Regions from separate parts of the Homo sapiens genome. Here region 1 is linked to region 2. A link is a contact called in ENCODE Hi-C or POLR2A ChIA-PET data. All regions are on one chromosome and are shown on one strand. Each heading gives the region's core, a stretch centred on a gene start or an enhancer-like site at or near the end of the contact. The rest is flanking DNA. Distances are from core to core; before and after follow the strand shown. Region 1 has its middle 26 kb from the start of LINC03053. Region 2 has its middle 23 kb from the start of MIR1587.

Evidence for each region. A loop is a pair of places that touch in the nucleus more often than their neighbours do. ChIA-PET counts read pairs that join two places held with the same protein, here RNA polymerase II (POLR2A). Pooled maps may share reads with other maps.
Region 1: a pooled map shows a loop between it and region 2 (2.8-fold over the local background). The contact joins two enhancer-like sites. A Hi-C loop is called at or near these places in 1 of 168 maps with a recorded cell type or tissue (Caco-2) and 2 of 50 pooled maps. POLR2A ChIA-PET finds 5 or more read pairs at or near these places in 2 of 52 experiments (Caco-2 and WTC11).

What each region holds. Positions count from the first base shown.
Region 1 is chrX:39,981,025-39,985,605 of GRCh38, reverse strand. No RefSeq gene overlaps it. Among named protein-coding and RNA genes, the nearest start is that of LINC03053, 26 kb to the left of the region's middle. Within about 2 kb of position 1,310, at least 3 of the 41 ENCODE cell types and tissues checked have a DNase peak (open chromatin) inside an H3K27ac peak, as active enhancers do.
Region 2 is chrX:39,812,554-39,817,144 of GRCh38, reverse strand. No RefSeq gene overlaps it. Among named protein-coding and RNA genes, the nearest start is that of MIR1587, 23 kb to the left of the region's middle. RefSeq lists enhancers at 1-464, 2,430-2,489. Within about 2 kb of position 3,329, at least 15 of the 41 ENCODE cell types and tissues checked have a DNase peak (open chromatin) inside an H3K27ac peak, as active enhancers do.

The sequences.
Region 1 (4,581 bases), core at 61-2,560, 170 kb before region 2:
AAGGTCTTTGTTGAAGTGTCAACTTCTCAGCAAGTAAGTCCCTGGTCACGCTTTTGAAAACTGCATCCTTTCCCCAAACCCCAGCTCCTATATTCCCTGTCTCCTTTTCTCCTTCCCACTCACTACCATAAAACTACATGTTTGGCTTATTTGTTTGCTACCTTTCTTTCCCACAAAAATGTAAGCTCTTGACTGCAGGGATTTTTTTTTTTTTAAATCTGTTTTGTTCACCACAGTTTCCCAGGGCCCACAACAGCGAGTGACATACAGCAAGTGCTGGGTGATTATTCGTTGCATAACGAATGACTGAGCCAGCGAATGACGGGTTGGAAGGATTAAATGAGACCATGCGTGCGAGGCACAGAGTGGGGGCACAGTGGCCTGATTTTCTGAGGGTATGGCCTCGGGCTCATGCCTGCCTTGGCCCAAGGATCCCCTTTCTCTCCCAGGACCCCTTGTGGTTTGAACGCCAGTGGCCATGCTGTCAGAGCAGCCCTCAGTTGGCCAGGCTTTTGCTGGATTTTCAATAAGTGATTTCCCTCCATGGACAGAGCAAGAATCACTTAAAATCATTCATGAGAAACTCATGGCTGTGATTTCTGCAGGCGGCTTTGCAGGCCATGAGAGCCTGCGAGGGTTTGTGGGGTGAGCAAGGGGAGGTGACAAACAGAGAGCGAAAAACATTCAGCCTGCTTCTCTGTGGCCTCCCGCCTCCTCTTTTTTCCTGAGACTTGGGTCAGAATAACTGTTTTGGGCAGGAAAAGCTGCTAGGGTGAACGCCGAGGCCCAGCCATGCTCCAGTCTTGGACTTTAGCCCCCACAGTAGGGGATGTGGTTGTGGCAGACCCAGCTCCCCACTGCCCCGCTCTGTCTTCCCAGGCTGGGAAGCTGCTCCCTTAAGCCTCATCCTGGAGCTTGGTTGCCTTGGTTCCCTAGCTACATGGTTGTGGGGTGGCCCCTAGGGTTCATTTCTGTAGCCCCATGTACCCTGCAACCCTCGCTAGTGGTTCAACCTGTGGGATTGGAATTTTGCCAGGGGACATCTCTGCTCCTCCTGGTGGCTTGTCTTGACCTGCTCTTTGTAGCAGACACTTTTGGTGCCCCACCCGCCTGCCTGTAGCCTCAAACACCCATGCCTCGGCCTGAGGGAGTTTTGCTGGCTGTGCACTCTTTCAGCACGCAGGGCAGGCCAGAAATGCAGCCGTGACGGGGGGATCAGCAGATAAATACTCCAGCTGCCTCATCCTTCTGTTGGGGAAACTTTGAGGCGTGTTCTACGCCGTCTCCCAGAGATCCCTGGTAGGATTGAGCCCCAGTTGCCCACAGTAACAGCTGCCTTGATTACATAAGCTTTCTTGGCTTCCTTCCCTTCTCTGCTGGCTTCCTTGCTTCCTTTCCTGGGATCATTCTGATTGGGGTGGAATAGCGATGGTTGCAAATTCTTTGTCATCCCCCCTACTAAGAGATAGGGTGTTGTTATGGATTGAATTGTGTCCCACAAAAAGATATGTTGAGGTCTCAATCCCCAGTACCTGTAAATATGACTTCGTTTGGAAACAGGCTGTTTGCAGATGTAATCAAGTTAAGATGAGGTCATACTGGATTAGGGCGAGCAGCCCTGAATCTAATGACGAATGTACTTGTTAGAAGAGGAAATGTGGGCACAGAGACACACAAACACAAAGAGAGAAGAAGGCCATGCAAAGAGGCAGAGACAGATGCACAGACATACCACGTGACTGCAGAGGTGGAGATGAGGTGATGCTGCTGAAACCGAGGAATGCCAAGGATTGCTGGCAACCACAGAAGCCAGGAAAGAAGCCTGGGACAGATTCTTCCTCAGAACCCCCATGGAGGAACCAACCCTGTTGACCTCTTGGATTCAGACTTCTGGCCTTCAGAACTGTGAAAGAATGAATTTCTATTGTTTAAAGTCACTCAGTATTAGCCAGGCGTGGTGGCTTATGCCTGTAATCCCAACACTTTGGGAGGCTAAGGTGGGTGGATCACTTGAGGTCAGGAGTTCGAGACCAGCCTGGCCAACATGGTGAAACCCCGTCTCTACTAAAAATACAAAAATTAGCCGGGCATGATGGCGGGCGCCTGTAATCCCAGCTACTCGGGAGGCTGAGGCGGAGAATCGTTTGAGCCCAGGAGTCGGAGGTTGCAGTGAGCCGAGATCACACCACTACACTCCAGCCTGTACGACAGAGCAAGACACTGTCAAAAAAAAAAAAAAAATAAGCCACTCAGTCTGTGTGGCACTTTACTAAGGCAGCCCTAGCAAACTAACAAAGTGTCTTTCTCCATTCCTTTGAATCTGGGCTGGGCCTGGGATGGTTTTGAGCAATAGCACGTGGCAACATGATGCTGTGCTGGTTCTAGGCCTAGACCTTTAGAGGCATGGTGGCTTCCACTTCATCTGCCTTGGAACCCAGTCACTGTGCTGTTGGGGGAGTCCAGGCAACCGCATGGAGAGGCCTGCATAGCCGCTGTCAAGCTGCCAGGCAACAGCCTGCACCAACTTGCTAGCTCTTTAGAAAACAATTCTTCCAGCCCCACTTGAGCTGCCCTAGCTGATGCTCAAGTTGTAAAATTGTGAGCAAATAATGGTTGTTTGTTTTAAGCCACCAAGTGTTGGGGTGGTTCATTGCCCAGCAATAGATAACTGAAACATGTATGCACTATTTGCACTGGAATCCTTGTCTTAACGTATTCCTCTGGGGGAACACTCCAAAAAACTTATTCTGCTATGGTTTGAATATTTTTGTCCCCTCCAAAAGTCATGTTGAAACGTAATGGCCAATGCAATAGTGTTGGGATGTGGGTCCTAATGAGACGTGTGTAAGTCATGAGGGCTCCATTCTCACGAATGGATTATGTTGTTATAAAAAGGGCTTGCAGGAGTAGGTTCCTCTCTTTTCTGCTCTTCCACTCTGTGAAGACACAGAAAGAAAGCCCTCGTCAGATGCCGGTGCCTTGATTTTGGACTTTCCAGCCTCCAGAACTGTGAGAAGTAAATTTCTGTTCATTATAAATTACTCAGTGTCAGGTATTCTGTTATAGCAACAGAAAGCTAAGACATCTTCCATGTTCCTTCTTGAGATTGAGCCCCCCTTCAAACTTAACCTAGTTCTTCCCACCCTACTTTTCCAGGCCTGATCCCTCTGGACAGCTCTCTGCTCTCAATTGCCCACAAACTGACACTTGGCTCTCTTGCCTCAACTGGATGTTCTCTGCAGGTAGGACTGGGACTGTGTGCCAACATGCACACTGTCCCAGGCTGCCCTACAAGAGCCAGCCTCCATGTATCGGTCAGGGTGGCCCTGGGGGAAGTTGATCTCTGCCCATTCGTGGTTCACAGCCCTGCTCAATGTTGGTGGATACCCAGCATGCCTTCCGCACCCACAGTCCAGCATTATCTCAGAGCAGCCATTGTGGATCCCTGTCTGTTGCCACATTTAACCCTGTCAGTCACATCTGCTGAAAACCCCATGAGTTGCATTTCTTGGAGGTCATCTATAATGAGAGCATGCCCTTGTGGGCTTGTGGAGGGCATGGTGACTGACTCTTTGACACCTATCACTCCTCTGCATGCTCAGTCTATTTCTTTTGCTGGGGACTGGGTTGGAAATGTACTTGTGGCTCAGACCTGACCAATGAGGTGGGGGATCTACTGGGTGGAGGCTTTTGGGAAATATTGATTCACTCTGAAGGGAGATACTCAGAGTCTAGTCTACCTTTTTTTTTTTCTTTTCTTTTCTTTTCTTCTTTTGAGACAGGGTCTTGCTCTGTCACCCAGGCTGGAGTACAGTGGCATGATCTTGGCTCACTGCAACCTCCTGGGCTCAAGCAATCCTCCCACCTCAGCCTCCTGAGTAGCTGGGACTACAGGTACGTGCCACCATGCCCAGTTAATTTTTTTTTTTTTATGTAGAGATGGGGGTCTCACTATGTTGCCCAGACTGGCCTCAAACTCCTAAGCTCAATCGATCCACCCACCTCGGCCTCCCAATGTGCTGAGATTACAGGCGTGAGCCACCGTGCCTGGCCAGCCTACCCTTTTCTTCCTCTGGACTTGTGTCTGCCTAGATGTGTCCTCTGGGATGGCTGTGAGCACCTCACAACCATACTAAGAGAAACCAGTCTTAGCGTGAGGCTGACAGGAAGCCAGCTGAGTGGGCAAATGGGGACAACCAGGTCCTCGTTGACATCATTGAGCTGCTCAATGCCCTCTACCTGGAGCCAGCCCACCTCTGCACTCCATGTTACTGACATCAATTTCCTTAGTATTTAAGCCAATACTTTTCCAATTGTGGATCAGAACTGATTAGTGGGCTGTGAAATCAATTAAATGGCTCACAATCACCAATGGAAAAATTGAGCTAGAATAGGGAAGAACAGAATGGAAAATATCAGAGTGTGTCACATGTAGTAGTGCTTTGTGAAACTTTTGTCTAGTGCGTTCAGAGCCAAAGTGGAAACTGTATTCCTTACTGTGGGTCATGGCAAAAGAGTTCTAAAGCCACTGGTTTAAGCCAGTTTGAGTGGAGGTTTTCTGTAACTTGTAGTCAAAAATAT
Region 2 (4,591 bases), core at 2,080-4,579:
ACTATCTGACTCCTACAACTATCTGACTCCTACTCATCCTTTCGCTTTCAGCTTAAGCTCCAGGAAGTATGGGCAACCCCCACAGTAAACAAAGCCAAACGTTTTCTTTATCTGGAGCCTTTACTATGCTAATGTACATTGTGAATCTTCCGGAGGTTGGTGGGTGGGGGGCAGTGGAGAGGCCGCCAATCTTTCCAGAAGTATTTGGCCCCAAGAGGCCTCCTACCCCCACGTCTATTAACCCTCTCCCAGAACGAGGTGAGGAGGAGGAGCTTGGGAAATGCTCCTCCAAGAGAAGCAGAGCGGAGGCAAAACCCCTCTTGTGGGGAGGTACAGTCCCTTCTGCCCTCCTGTACCCTGCGGATAAACTTACCCCCTGGAAGGAGAAACCAGAATAGCAGCCCAATCTCTTCTTAATGCAGCTGCAGGGTCAGATCCAAGTTTGGGGGCCTAAAAGTTACGTGAATTTTGGGGCCTTCTTGAAGAAAAACAGTGCAGAGGTACAAATGATAACTGCTAGGACCCTACCAGGGCCTTGGAAGGGGACTGTGCGAGTCAAGGCCCTGAACTTTAAGCTTTATTAGCCTCGAGGTAAAATCCACACCTGTGCAGAGGCTTAATTCTGGACATAGGTGTAGCTAAGACACATCCCTCTCCACATCACGTTTAGGTCAACTGGACGGTCTTGGATGGCCCTCCTTTGACTCTGGTATATCTCTGCCAGGCTCCGGCTGGCCTGCCTGCCTCTAGGCCCACAGCCAGCCTGTGGTTTGTTCTACTGGGCCAGCCATGCAGGTGAGTGGTCTCTGGCACATCCTCTTCAAGCCAGCAGACTGGTAGGGGCAGCACCATATTGGCCGGGCAGATCTATTTGCCCTCCCCTCACCCCATCCACTTTCTGTGCCCAGGAGGCTGATCCTTGATCCTTGGGGACTGGATCCCTTGGGCTGCCTTGACCACTGGCTTCTGGTTGGCTTGGCCAATGGGAGGCAGGTAGGAGGAGTCAGAGGTTGGGTATTTATTTCCACAGCTGGGCTGCCCTTTTGGTGGTGGCTGCGTTCCTCGTCCCATAGCAGCCCTCACCTACAGCTCTTTCCAGGTTCTGCTAACAGCCCCCACTCCTGGCTCCCTCAGTCCAGGGAGTGGTGGCAGCTTCCCATTGTTGCTAGTCCCAGGGTACTTCCCTATCCCTTGTGGTTTCTGTAATCTGCCCACAACTCTGTAAATAGTCCCTTTACAAACTCTTGTCAGTTAACCCTCTTGCTGAGTCTGCCATCCATTGCTACTGGGGCCCTGACTCACAGCACAAGTGGTACCCATGGGCAGTCCCTAAGTCATCCCACCAATCACAGACAAGATATCCTGAGTTCCCCACTGGTCAATTTGAATATGCAAATGTTAGGCATCTGTCCCTGGGGGTAAGCTTTCCACAGCAGTCTAGACCCTGGCGGTGGACTCCCTGATTCACCTATCTGCACTGTGGCACTTAGCACTAAACTGTGTGGGCTCCTCCTTCCTCAGTGTTCAGATTAGGTTATGGGAAGAACATAACCCCTTCCTCCCCCAACTTTCTGTGTTGTTTTGGGTGAGAGCGGACATTATAATTTTGGGGAATGTGATAGAACTGCCCAGAGTACATGAAATCAGCCACATAAATTATTGAACTTAAATGATGATTCTGGTGATGTGCTAGTAAATGTTTAACAACTGGCTCCCTGCCCCCCAAGCCCTGACTTGTAGTATCTGCTGATTTCCATGATGCAAATACTCCCACCACAGCCAGTCTCAAGCTGCCCACGTGATGGTGCTGACCATGGAGTTGAAAAGACACGGACACAGCATTACATAGTATTTCTTTCTTTTTTCTTTTTTTTTTTGACACAGAGTCTCACCCTCTCACCCAGGCTGGAGTGCAATGGTGTGGTCTCAGCTCACTACAACCTCCGCCTCCCGGGTTCAAGCGATTCGCCTGCCTCAGCCTCCAGAGTAGCTGGGACTACAGGTGCCCGCCACCACACCTGGCTAATTTTTGTATTTTTAGTAGAGAGGGGGTTTCATTATGTTGGCCAGGCTGGTCTCGAACTCCTGACCTCGTGATCCACCTGCCTCAGCTTTCCAAAGTGCTGTGATTACAGGTGTGAGCCACCATGCCCTGCCTTTTACATAGTATTTCTACCACACAGTCATGAAAGGGTAAATAACCTCATGAGAGTAAATAATAGTAAACTGTAGCAAAGCAGTCAGGAAGGTGTGAGTTTTCAGTATTTATTACCTTTGTTTTTAATATGACTTACTCCATTTTAAATTTTAATTATTTTAATTATAATTCTATTTTTTATTTTACTTCTTTTAATTTTTATTAATGGCTATGCTTAGTAACCAATTGGCAAAAATTCCTGAAAATTTGATGATCTGATCTCACAAACCAGTACCCTTTGGCTCCAGCACACCATGGAAGGGTTCTACTGGCTCTGTGGCAATGGAAAGAAAAATTAGTTTTCAAGAGAGAAAACAAAAACAAAGAAAAGCTACGAGTATTTCAATTGCGCCATCTTGTGGCGCCACCTAACAGTACTATGCCCCCATGACCTGAACTCCCCCCCATTTTGGTCATGCTGTGTCTCTATCTGGGGTGCCCAAACATCCTGGTTTGCCTGGAACACCTCCTTATTTATGCCTACTACCCTGGTTTAACGATAAAAACACCCCTTTTACTTTCTCAAAAGTGTCCTAGTTTGAACAATAAATGATATGGTTACCTAACCTATACCCCAGTAGACTATAACTAGCTTGAGGGTAGGGACTGTCTTGTTTACCATTGCATCCCTCAGACCACGGAGGCATTCAACTGATATTTGTGAAAAGAGCAGTGAAAGTTAAGGCTATAGAAACAGTTTCCCTGCCTTGTTGGTTACACTGATAACCACTGGGATTTGGAAATCTTTACGCTGTGCAGAGATTTTTAGTGTAATGTGATTGGCCCTGTAATCCCTGACCCCGGCGTCCCTGTGCACAAAAAGCCAGGCTGATAGACGTCAGAGCCTCGTCTCCCAGGGAGCGTGCGGCAGCCAGAGGGTGTTGGTCTGGCCATCTGGTGCAGGAACAGTCGAGCCGTGTGGGAGCCCAGCTGGCACGGGAATCCTTGGCTGTCCCCGGCAAACAGCATGGGGAGGAGAGCTGTGGGATCAATAGTAATTTCCTTCAGAAGAACGGCGATGTAGTGCAGTTGGCAATGGCATTGGGCTTTCCCTGGCACGGAGGCTTCTAAATGTGCTTGGCCCTCTTAGCTAGGAAGTGGACTTACAGCAGAACACTGGACAGGGAAGGGAACAAGGACAGGACTTTCTTGGCCTGAGCCCAAGAGAGGTTGCCAGGTTGGCTGTGGGAGCAAGCTTTCTCTGTGCTTGTATGTCATCGGCAGAAACAACGTAGACACTTTGAGTCACTGATAGAGAGGAAATTGTGGAAGCTGGAACATTCCCGTGGGCCTGCTGGCACCTCCCATGCAACATCCATCTACTCAGCACCTAGGGGAGGCTTCTTTGTGCCAGGAACAGGTGGTAAAGGTGATCTCCATTTCTCACTGTCTAGAGATGGAGGGTAAGGAGTTATCTGACATTTCTGAAGCAGGGCCATCATTGCGGATGGAAATAGTGGCGAGTCTAGGGGCTCAGGGAGTGGCTAGGAGTTCAGAAAGAATGGGTCAAGCTTGAGCTGCCAACTGAAGGATGAGCAGGAGTTTTGTTGGATGGGATGGTGGATTCAGGAGCACACCATATAACTACCCCCTTCAAAGGTTTGGGTGGGGACCGCTGCCCACTTGGAATTGTCCTTAGCTGATAGGAGCTGGCTGAGCTGCCTTGTCCAAGGGAGCGCCCTGCCACCTTCCGGGAGGGCAACTCATTCAATGACTGGTTTATAGGCGGGGGAGACTATGCAAGGACTTACCCCTTTGCCTCAATTTAGGACATCTCTGAAGGGCCATCCCAGCCCCAGAACTTGCCTTGGAGTTGACTGAGGCCTCTGTTGCAACTGCACTGTAGTTCAGCTTCTCCCTCTGCCCCATCCTGCAGCCCTTTCTCCCTCACAGGCATTGTTCCTGACAGCAGCCTCCAATCAGGATCCTATACACCAGTCACCATCTCAGGGTCCATCTCGCACAAAGCCCAGCATAAGCCAGGGAGGGAGGGGTAGCTCTTCTCGGGGAGACAAACAGTGTGCAAACTGTGGCCTGGAGGGTGGGCAAGCTGGCCAGGAGGGAGTGTCCATTCCTGTGGACCAAGCACAGGATTAAAAAAAAAAATCCTAAGAAGCAGATTCTTAATTCCTAAATTTTGGTGGTCAGGGAAGATTCATGGCATAAAGGTCTTGCGTTCCTGTGATTGTGACTGAGGTGTGACCTGTGGCATTTCTTAATATAATTTATATGTTCCTGCATCAGGTCAAGTTTTCCCCCAGCCTACTTTCTTAAGTTGCTCCTGTGTCCCAGTTTGGGCTGGAAAAGTGAGGAAGGGCAAGCGCTTTGGAAGCAGGTAGGCATGTGTTCGTGTCCCTCACTTACTGGTGGTAGAACTATGGGCAGATTCCTTTA